2 separate regions of the Homo sapiens genome follow, and region 2 is linked to region 1. A link is a contact called in ENCODE Hi-C or POLR2A ChIA-PET data. All regions are on one chromosome and are shown on one strand. The core of a region is the stretch at or near the end of the contact, and the rest is flanking DNA. Distances in the headings are between cores, read along the strand shown. Region 1 holds the start of ARIH2 (ariadne RBR E3 ubiquitin protein ligase 2). Region 2 holds the start of ABHD14A (abhydrolase domain containing 14A).

Evidence for each region. A loop is a pair of places that touch in the nucleus more often than their neighbours do. ChIA-PET counts read pairs that join two places held with the same protein, here RNA polymerase II (POLR2A). Pooled maps may share reads with other maps.
Region 2: a pooled map shows a loop between it and region 1 (5-fold over the local background). The contact joins the promoter of ABHD14A here to the promoter of ARIH2 in region 1. A Hi-C loop is called at or near these places in 2 of 50 pooled maps. POLR2A ChIA-PET finds 5 or more read pairs at or near these places in 2 of 52 experiments (GM10248 and activated T-cell).

The regions. Positions count from the first base shown.
Region 1 is chr3:48,917,136-48,920,922 of GRCh38, forward strand. ARIH2 (ariadne RBR E3 ubiquitin protein ligase 2) reads left to right here and starts at 1,707. Exons shown (of 16, transcript NM_006321.4): 1 at 1,707-1,863. It overlaps ARIH2OS (ARIH2 opposite strand lncRNA), which reads right to left and starts at 2,250. Exons shown (of 1, transcript NR_161301.1): 1 at 653-2,250. RefSeq lists enhancers at 584-1,334, 1,140-1,609, 1,335-2,086, 2,087-2,837 and silencers at 1,780-1,879, 1,950-2,029.
Region 2 is chr3:51,972,884-51,976,670 of GRCh38, forward strand. It overlaps ABHD14A (abhydrolase domain containing 14A), which reads left to right and starts at 2,181. Exons shown (of 5, transcript NM_015407.5): 1 at 2,181-2,321. The coding sequence starts at 2,253. It overlaps ABHD14B (abhydrolase domain containing 14B), which reads right to left and starts at 1,166. Exons shown (of 4, transcript NM_001146314.2): 1 at 1,082-1,166. ABHD14A-ACY1 (ABHD14A-ACY1 readthrough) reads left to right here and starts at 2,181. Exons shown (of 17, transcript NM_001316331.2): 1 at 2,181-2,321. RefSeq lists enhancers at 355-1,291, 1,325-1,504 and silencers at 735-884, 1,105-1,274, 2,105-2,484, 3,090-3,384.

The DNA.
Region 1 (3,787 bases), core at 457-2,956:
ACAAGGTTTTTGTTGTTGTTGTTGTTTGAGACAGAGTCTCGCTCTGTCCCCCAGGCTGGAGTGCAGTGGCGCGATCTCTGCTCGCTGCAACCTCCGCCTGCCGAGTTCAAGCAATTCTCCTGCCTCAGCCTCCCGAGTAGCTGGGACTACAGGCGCCCACCATCACGCCCGGCAAATTTTGTAAATTTTTAGTAGAGACAGGGTTTCACCATGCTGGTCAGGCCAGTCTCGAATTCCTGACCTCGTGATCTGCCGGCTCCGGCCTCCCAACGTGCTGGGATTACAGGCGTGAGCCACGGTGCCCGGCCACGCGGCATGATTTTTAATGGCTTTCTACATTGTATGGTTTGTTATTGTTGTTTTGAGACAGGGTCTCCTTCTATCACCGATGCTGGACTGCAGTGGTGCGATCTTGGCACTCTGCAGCCTCGACCTCCTCGGCTCAAGCGATCCTATATCACCTCAGCCCCCTGAGTAGCTGGGATGCACAGGTGTGTGCCACCTCGCCCAGCTAATTTTTAATTTTTTTGTAGAAAGGAGGGGGGTCTCACTACATCAAATTCTTGGGCTCAAGCGATCCTCCCACCTCGGCTTCCCAAAGTGCAGGGATTACAGGCATGAGCCACAGCGACCAGCCAGCACAGGTGTCTTTATTTGTTTTATTTTTTATTTTATTTTATTTTATTTTGAGACAGAGTCTCGCTCTGTCGCCCAGGCTGGAGTGCAGTGGCGCCATCTCGACTCACTGCAAGCTCCGCCTCCCGGGTTCACGCCATTCTCCTGCCTCAGCCTCCCGAGTAGCTGGGACTACAGGCGCCCGCCACCACGTCCGGCTAATTTTTTTGTACTTTTAGTACAGACGGGGTTTCACCGTGTTAGCCAGGATGGTCTCGATCTCCTGACCTCGTGATCCACTCGCCTCGGCCTCCCAAAGTGCTGGGATTACAGGCTTGAGCCACCGCGCCCGGCCTGCACAGGTGTCTTGAATATGTATATACGCGACTCCAGTATGGTTGGAAATGATTTGATTTGTTGTCTATGGAATTGCACAACCTGGAGCCTTCCTAACATCAGCGGCTTCATACTGGCATTTCCATTGTGGTGCAGCAACAATCTGAGTGAGCCTCCGTCTCTAGCCACATCATTTGACAACCGGTCCCAGAAGGTAACTGGAAGTCATGATGACAACTCCTATACTGTGAAAAGAAACTGCAAGCAAGGCAGTTAAGATGCAATCTTGCACGGTGACCGTAAGTCGGAGAACTGCGCGGCGAACGAGGCCTCGGCAGGGGAAGCGAAAGCCTGGTGTGGTTGCGGCTCTGGGGCCACCCTGCGACCGCCTCGGGGTGTAGGCAGAATTTCCCGGCCCAGCTCCCCTCTGACCAGATAGCGGCCGAGAAACAATGGTTATCTGCTCCACTGACGCCAGGATGTCTTCTCCGTGCCCGATCCCGGAGTACAAACAGTGAAATGAGAAGCCGGTGAGAAACGCGCTGGTTAAAAACATCTCGACGGGAGACGCTGGTAGGCGAATAGTGGCTCCAGACGCGGTCGGCGCCTGCCGTACCCTGGTCAGACTCTGGGTCAGAGCGCTAAGTTTCAAGGAGGCGGCGCTAAACAGGCCCTCTAGCCGGGAGCCTGTCGCGACCCGAGCGACCGTGGGTCGACCCCGATCCGGAAGTGACGCAACGGCGCCAAGCACTTCCGGAGCTGTGGGGACGACTCTTCTGGAGGAAGCAGCGCGGGCTTGACCGGCGTCGGCCCGCCGCCTCCGCTGCCGCTTCGCCCCAATCCGGTCCCTCTGGCCCGGCCTGACCCGGTCTGGCTTGTTCGGGCTCAGCGGCCGCGAGGCCGCAGCTCCCGGTAAGTGCGCGGCGCACGTCACGGCCTTGTTTACCTTGGCTGGCCGCTGGGGGGGCCTCTCCGCGCGCCTCCCTGGCCGGGCCGGGACTCCGCCTTCGCCGTCGCCCGGGAGGCCCGGGCGCTCCCCGTCGCCGGCACGTTGTCCGAGCATTACCCGCCGTCAGCGGCCGGGCGCCCAGCGTGTGTCTGCCTTTTTTCCTCCCGCCGCCTTCTCAGCTCTCGGAAAGGTCAGAGGCCACCGCCTCTGACCAACCGGCGCCGGCACATCTAGGCCCTCTCTCCCTGTCTGGCGCGGCGGGGAAACGCGCCGCCTCGGGGCTCACCACTCGAGTCATCTTTGGGAGCTCTCGCAGCGCTGCCCGCGCGGTTTAACGCCCGCCTGTGGAGGGTATCCCCAGCTCGCGGGCTCCGCGTCCGCGCGAATATCCCGGAGCCCGCGGCGCCCCTAGGGATGTGCGGCCCCGGAGCTGTGCCGCCGCCTCGCCAGAAGCTGGTTGGGCAGCCGCGTTCTTGGATGACTTCTCCTTAGTACTGTTCATTGCCTGGTCCCATAGAACTTTCTGTCATAGCGACATGTTCTTTACCTTTGCTGTTCAGCATGGTAGCTACTAGCCACACGTGGCCGTTAAGCATTTGACCTGTAGGCTAGTGCACCTGAGAAACTAAATTTTAAATTTTACTTACTTTTTAAGTGTAATTAAATTTAAATAACCACATGTGGCTAGTGGTCACCGTATTAGAAAAGACAGATACAAAGTGTAGGATTTTGAAACGAAATTGCTGATTTCTAGTTTTGTGCCAAGTCGTTTTTCTTCGGAGGTGTAGTTAGTAAATGACCTGAATTCAGCGCTAGTGATCATATCTGGAGTAAACGTCTTCAGACTCACTAAAACTTACGTGTTCTGTGCGTGGTGGGCAAGCCCAGGATGGTTGGTTGTTAGGTCCCCTGAACATGTGACTTTGGCTCTGGAGGAAATTTTTTTTTTTTTTTTTTTTGGTGGGCGGGACAAAGTTGCTGTCACCAGGCTGGAGTGCAGTGGCGGCGATCACAGCTAACTGCAGCCCCGACTTTCTGGGCTCAAGTGATCCTCCTTTCTTAGCCTCCTAAGTAGCTGGGACCACAGGCACGTACCACCACACCTGGCTAATTTGTAAAATTTTTTGTGGATACGTGATCTTAATAGGTTGCCTAAGCTGGTCTTGAACTGCTGGGCTCAAGCTATCCTCCCGGTTTGACCTCCTAAAGTGCTGGGATTACAGGCGTGAGCCACTGTGCATGACCTTTAAAAAAATTTTTTTTGAAAAAGTGCCCGGCCCACTTTTTCAAGTAGAATTCGGATATTTAACTTTGAGATGATTAAAAATTAAATTTTCATTTAAATGTGCACCTAGAACATTTAGTATGAAATGGAGTTCTCTCTCTTTTTTTTTTGGAGGAGCCTGGAGTTTTCCCCACCTAAATATTTGGTTGGTGAGAAGCCTGTGAGCAATTTCTTTTTTTTTTTTTTTTTTTGACACGGAGTCTCACTGTGTTGCCCAGGCTGGAGTGCAGTGGTGCAGTCTCGGTTCACTGCAGCCTCCATCTCCCAGATCAAGCAGTTCTGCCTTAGCCTCCCGAGTAGCTGGGATTACAGCTGGGATTACACCCAGGCTGGTTGGAGGGCAGTGGCGTGATCATGGCTCGCTGCAATCTCCTGGACTCAAATAATCCTCCTCACTTTGGGAGGCCGAGGCGGGCGGATCACGAGGTCAGGAGATCGAGACCATCCTGGCTAACACGGTGAAACCCCATCTCTACTAAAAATACAAAAAATTAGCCAGGCATGGTGGCGGGCGCCTGTAATCCAGTGAGCCGAGATCGCGCCACTGCACTCCAGCAAGACTCTCAAAAAAAAAAAAAAAGAAAGAAAAGAAAAGAAATATT
Region 2 (3,787 bases), core at 931-3,430, 3.1 Mb after region 1:
TTATTTATTTTGGGACAGAGTTTCACTCTTGTTGCCCAGAATGGAGTGCAGTGGCATGATCTCGGCTCACTGCAACCTCCACCTCCTGGGTTCAAGCGATTCTCCTGCCTCAGCCTCCCGAGTAGCTGGGTTTACAGGCGTGCGTCACCATGCCTGGCTAATTTTTTTTTTTTTTTTTTTGAGACGGAGTCTCGCTCTGTCGCCCAGGCTGGAGTGCAATGGCACATCTCCGCTCACTGCAAGCTCCGCCTCCCGGGTTCACGCCATTCTCCTGCCTCAGCCTCCCGGGTAGCTGGGACTACAGGCACGCGCCACCACGCCCGGCTAATTTTTTGTTTTTTTTTTTTTAGTACAGACGGGGTTTCGCCGTGTTAGCCAGGGTGGTCTCGATCTCCTGACCTCGTGATCCGCCCGCCTCAGCCTCCCAAAGTGCTGGGATTACAGGCGTGAGCCACCGTGCACGGCCTAATTTTTATATTTTTAGTAGAAACGGGGTTTCATCATGTTGGCCGAGCTGGTCCGGAACTCCTGACCTCAAGTGATCCACCCACCTTGGCCTCCCAAAGTGCTGGGATTACAGGCGTGAGCCACCGCGCCGGAACTAAAAGCCCATTTTCTTCGGTTTTTTTTTTTTTCTTTTTTTTTTTTTTAAGAGAAGATGTCTCGCTCTGTCGTCCAGGCTGGAGTGCAGTGGCGCAATCATGGATCACTGCAGCCTTGACCTTCCTGGGCTCAAGTGATCCTCCCGGCTCACCCCCAGTAGCTGGAACCACAGGCGCGCTTCCACACCGGAAAGCCCATTTTCTAGAGGCGGAAACCGAAGCGCCCAGTGGGAAAGGCGACCCGCCGGGGATGCGGGGTGCTCAACGCGCTGCCACCTGGGGCCCAACGCGTTGACCTCGCGGTCAGGTTGCTTCCGCGGACTACGGTTCTGGCTCGCTAGCTCTGGAAGGGAGCACCGGGAGGGAATGGTGGCAACTCCCAAGGAGGGGACCCAGGGATCCGAGAAAGGAAGACTTGGGGTAGGTGGGGTTGGATTTTGACTGGAGAGAAGAAAGGGTCAGGAGTGCAGGGCGGGTACCTGGGGAGCTGCGTGGACTCGCGCAGACGGGAAGCAGGCGCGTGCTGGCGGTGACCTGGGGCCGGAGGAGGAACGCTGGGAAGAGGCCGGGCCCCATCCAGCGGGGGCGGGGACTGGGCCGTGCTCCGGGGCGCCCTCTTGTGGCCACAAGCTCGCAGCGTCCATAGACTCCGCTAAACTCGTTCTCACAGCGGCGTCAGTTTCCCAAAGCCTCTCGGTCTCACATGCCCCAAACGCGGTGCTGAGCACGGTTTCGAACTCTTCAGCGACCTGCCCCACATGGACATGGAGCAGTCTGAGGAGGAAAGTTCCTTCGGGATCGCATCCTTGCTGCTGTCTTCCTGCTCCCCATCCCCCTTATCCCCAGCTTGAACTGCCCAGGGCAACTTGTTGGCCTGGCACGGAGTTGAGGCCCGACAGGTTTGAGTGCGAGGCTCCGCCAGTGTCCAGCCAAGTGGCCTTGATCGTTTTCCCAATGCCCCCGAGCCTGTTTCCTGCCAGTAGAGCGGGTCAGATGTTGCCAACCTCTGCAGAGTAGCAATAAGCAGTAAACGCCACGCTCTGCACAGCCTCCCAGTGCTGGGCCTGGTCGCCACGCGGAGCCTTGGGCTGGGACAGGCCAGACGTTGGTAACACATCGCCAACCAGGGCAGGCGCCATGAGTAGACGTGAACGAGCCCAGGGCCAGCCCAGGCTCTGACCGTGGGTGTGCGTCGGGGAGGGGGTGGGGAGGAGTGGGTAGGAGTCAGGAAAGTGGGTCGGCCAAGACCTGGAGCTGCTGCATAACAATATCTGGCATTTACACAACGAGGCCTCTGCTCCGGACACTGTTCTGAGGCTTGACCCGTCCTTAAGAACCTAGGACAACCCTGTGCGGTGGGTTTTATCCTTAACTCCATTATACAGGCCAGAGAACTGAGCCAGGGTGGAGATGTTCCACTGAGAAGAAGCCACATGGCTCTCCGCCGGCTCTCAAGCCAAAAACAGTTCCGAAAATCTGGGCGGGGAGCGGGCCAGAGAGCGCTGGGGCTCTGCCCCCAGCACCCCCTCCACGCAGACGACTCGGTAACTGGGTTGCAGGCCCGCGGCTGCGGAGTGCGCAGGCGCGCCGAGATGGCCGCGCTCCTGGCCGCCTAGAGCCGGAGCGGCCCGCGGAGCTGCGGAGGCAGCCATGGTCGGGGCGCTGTGCGGCTGCTGGTTCCGCCTGGGCGGGGCCCGCCCGCTCATCCCGTTGGGCCCGGTGAGTCTCCCGGGGGAGGGAGGCCGGCCGGTGGCCCAGGGGAGGGCCGTCTTTACCCCGCCCCTTGCCCCGGCGCCCCGGGGCAGAGTCCCGCGGAAGAAGCAGACGCTGGGGCCGCGAATGTGCATGTGCGCGCGTGTAATGTGTGTGCGCGCGCAGGGTCTGCATATGTTCTTGGGGGTCTGGGTGTATGTGTACGCTTGTGTGTCTGCATGGTGTCCGTCAGTGGGTTTCTGCGCGCTTATATTTTTGGGGGGGGGGTGTGTTCGTTGATGTCTGCCTGCTTGTGTCAGCGTTATGTCTTCCGAGTGTATTTCTGTGTGCGTGTGATTTTAAGGGTATGTGTCTACCTGTCTGCGTGTGTGCATTTCTGGGGGTTTGTGTGTGTGTGCGTGTCTGCTTTCCTGTGCATGTGCCTTTCTTGTGTGAATGTGTAGTCTTACGGTTGTGTGTATGACCGTGCTTGAGTATTTCTGAGGATCAGCCTGTGGTTTTCAAAGTGTGCATCTCCATCAGTCTCTCTGGCTTCCTGATGCCTGACTGTGTGCGTGATGTAGAGGGTACCATTACAAGGGATTAATTGCACACGGGCCAGTGTGTGTGCAAAGAGGCTGCATGTACATGCAGGGAATAGCTTGTGCAAAAGAAAAGCGTGTGGGGGCAAGACTCGTATTTGTGCGTGTGTGCACCTGTGTGTCATTGTCAACGCATATTCCAATGACCTAACCCGGGCACAGTTTACCCTGCCCCCCGCAAACCCCCGCAGGCGGCCAGCTGCAGGTCCACTACAATTTCCTAGTACTGCGGGCACCCTCGGTTGCCAAGGCAACAGCCTAAGCCCCGCCCTTCCCGCTTTGGAGAAGCGCGGGGGCGCCCCGAGTGGGCAGCAAGGAAATGTCCCTCGCGCCCGGTGGGAATCTGGACTAACGCCCAGTTAGAGACGCGCGTCTGAGGTTGTTAGTGGTCTGGAAGAAAAGAGGAACGCGCTCTTCCTCCACTAGGTCCTGGTTTTCCAGAAACAGCAGAAAGGCGGCTGCTGCTGTGGCTCACAAGCCCCCCGACCCCGAAGCCTGGGGATGCGGGCTCAGGAAACATCCCCAAAACATCCCGGAGGGATGAATAGGAACCAAGACGGGCCCCCGGCTCCTAGTTCGGGCAGGCGCCCAGTTGGCACTCAATAAAGATGTGCTGGCCCGGCGCGGTGGCTCACGCCTGTAATCCCAGCACTCTGGGAGGCCGAGGCGGGTGAAACACGAGGCCAGCAGTTCGAGAACAGCCTGGCCAACATGGTGAAACCCTGTCTCTACTAAAAAATACAAAAATTAGCCGGGCGCGGTGGCGGGAGCCTGTAATCCCACTATTCGGGAGGCTGAGGCAGGAGAATTGCTTGAACCCGGGAGGCGGAGGTTGCAGTGAGCCGAGATTGTACCACTGCACTCTAGCCTGGGCGACAGAGCAAGACTCCG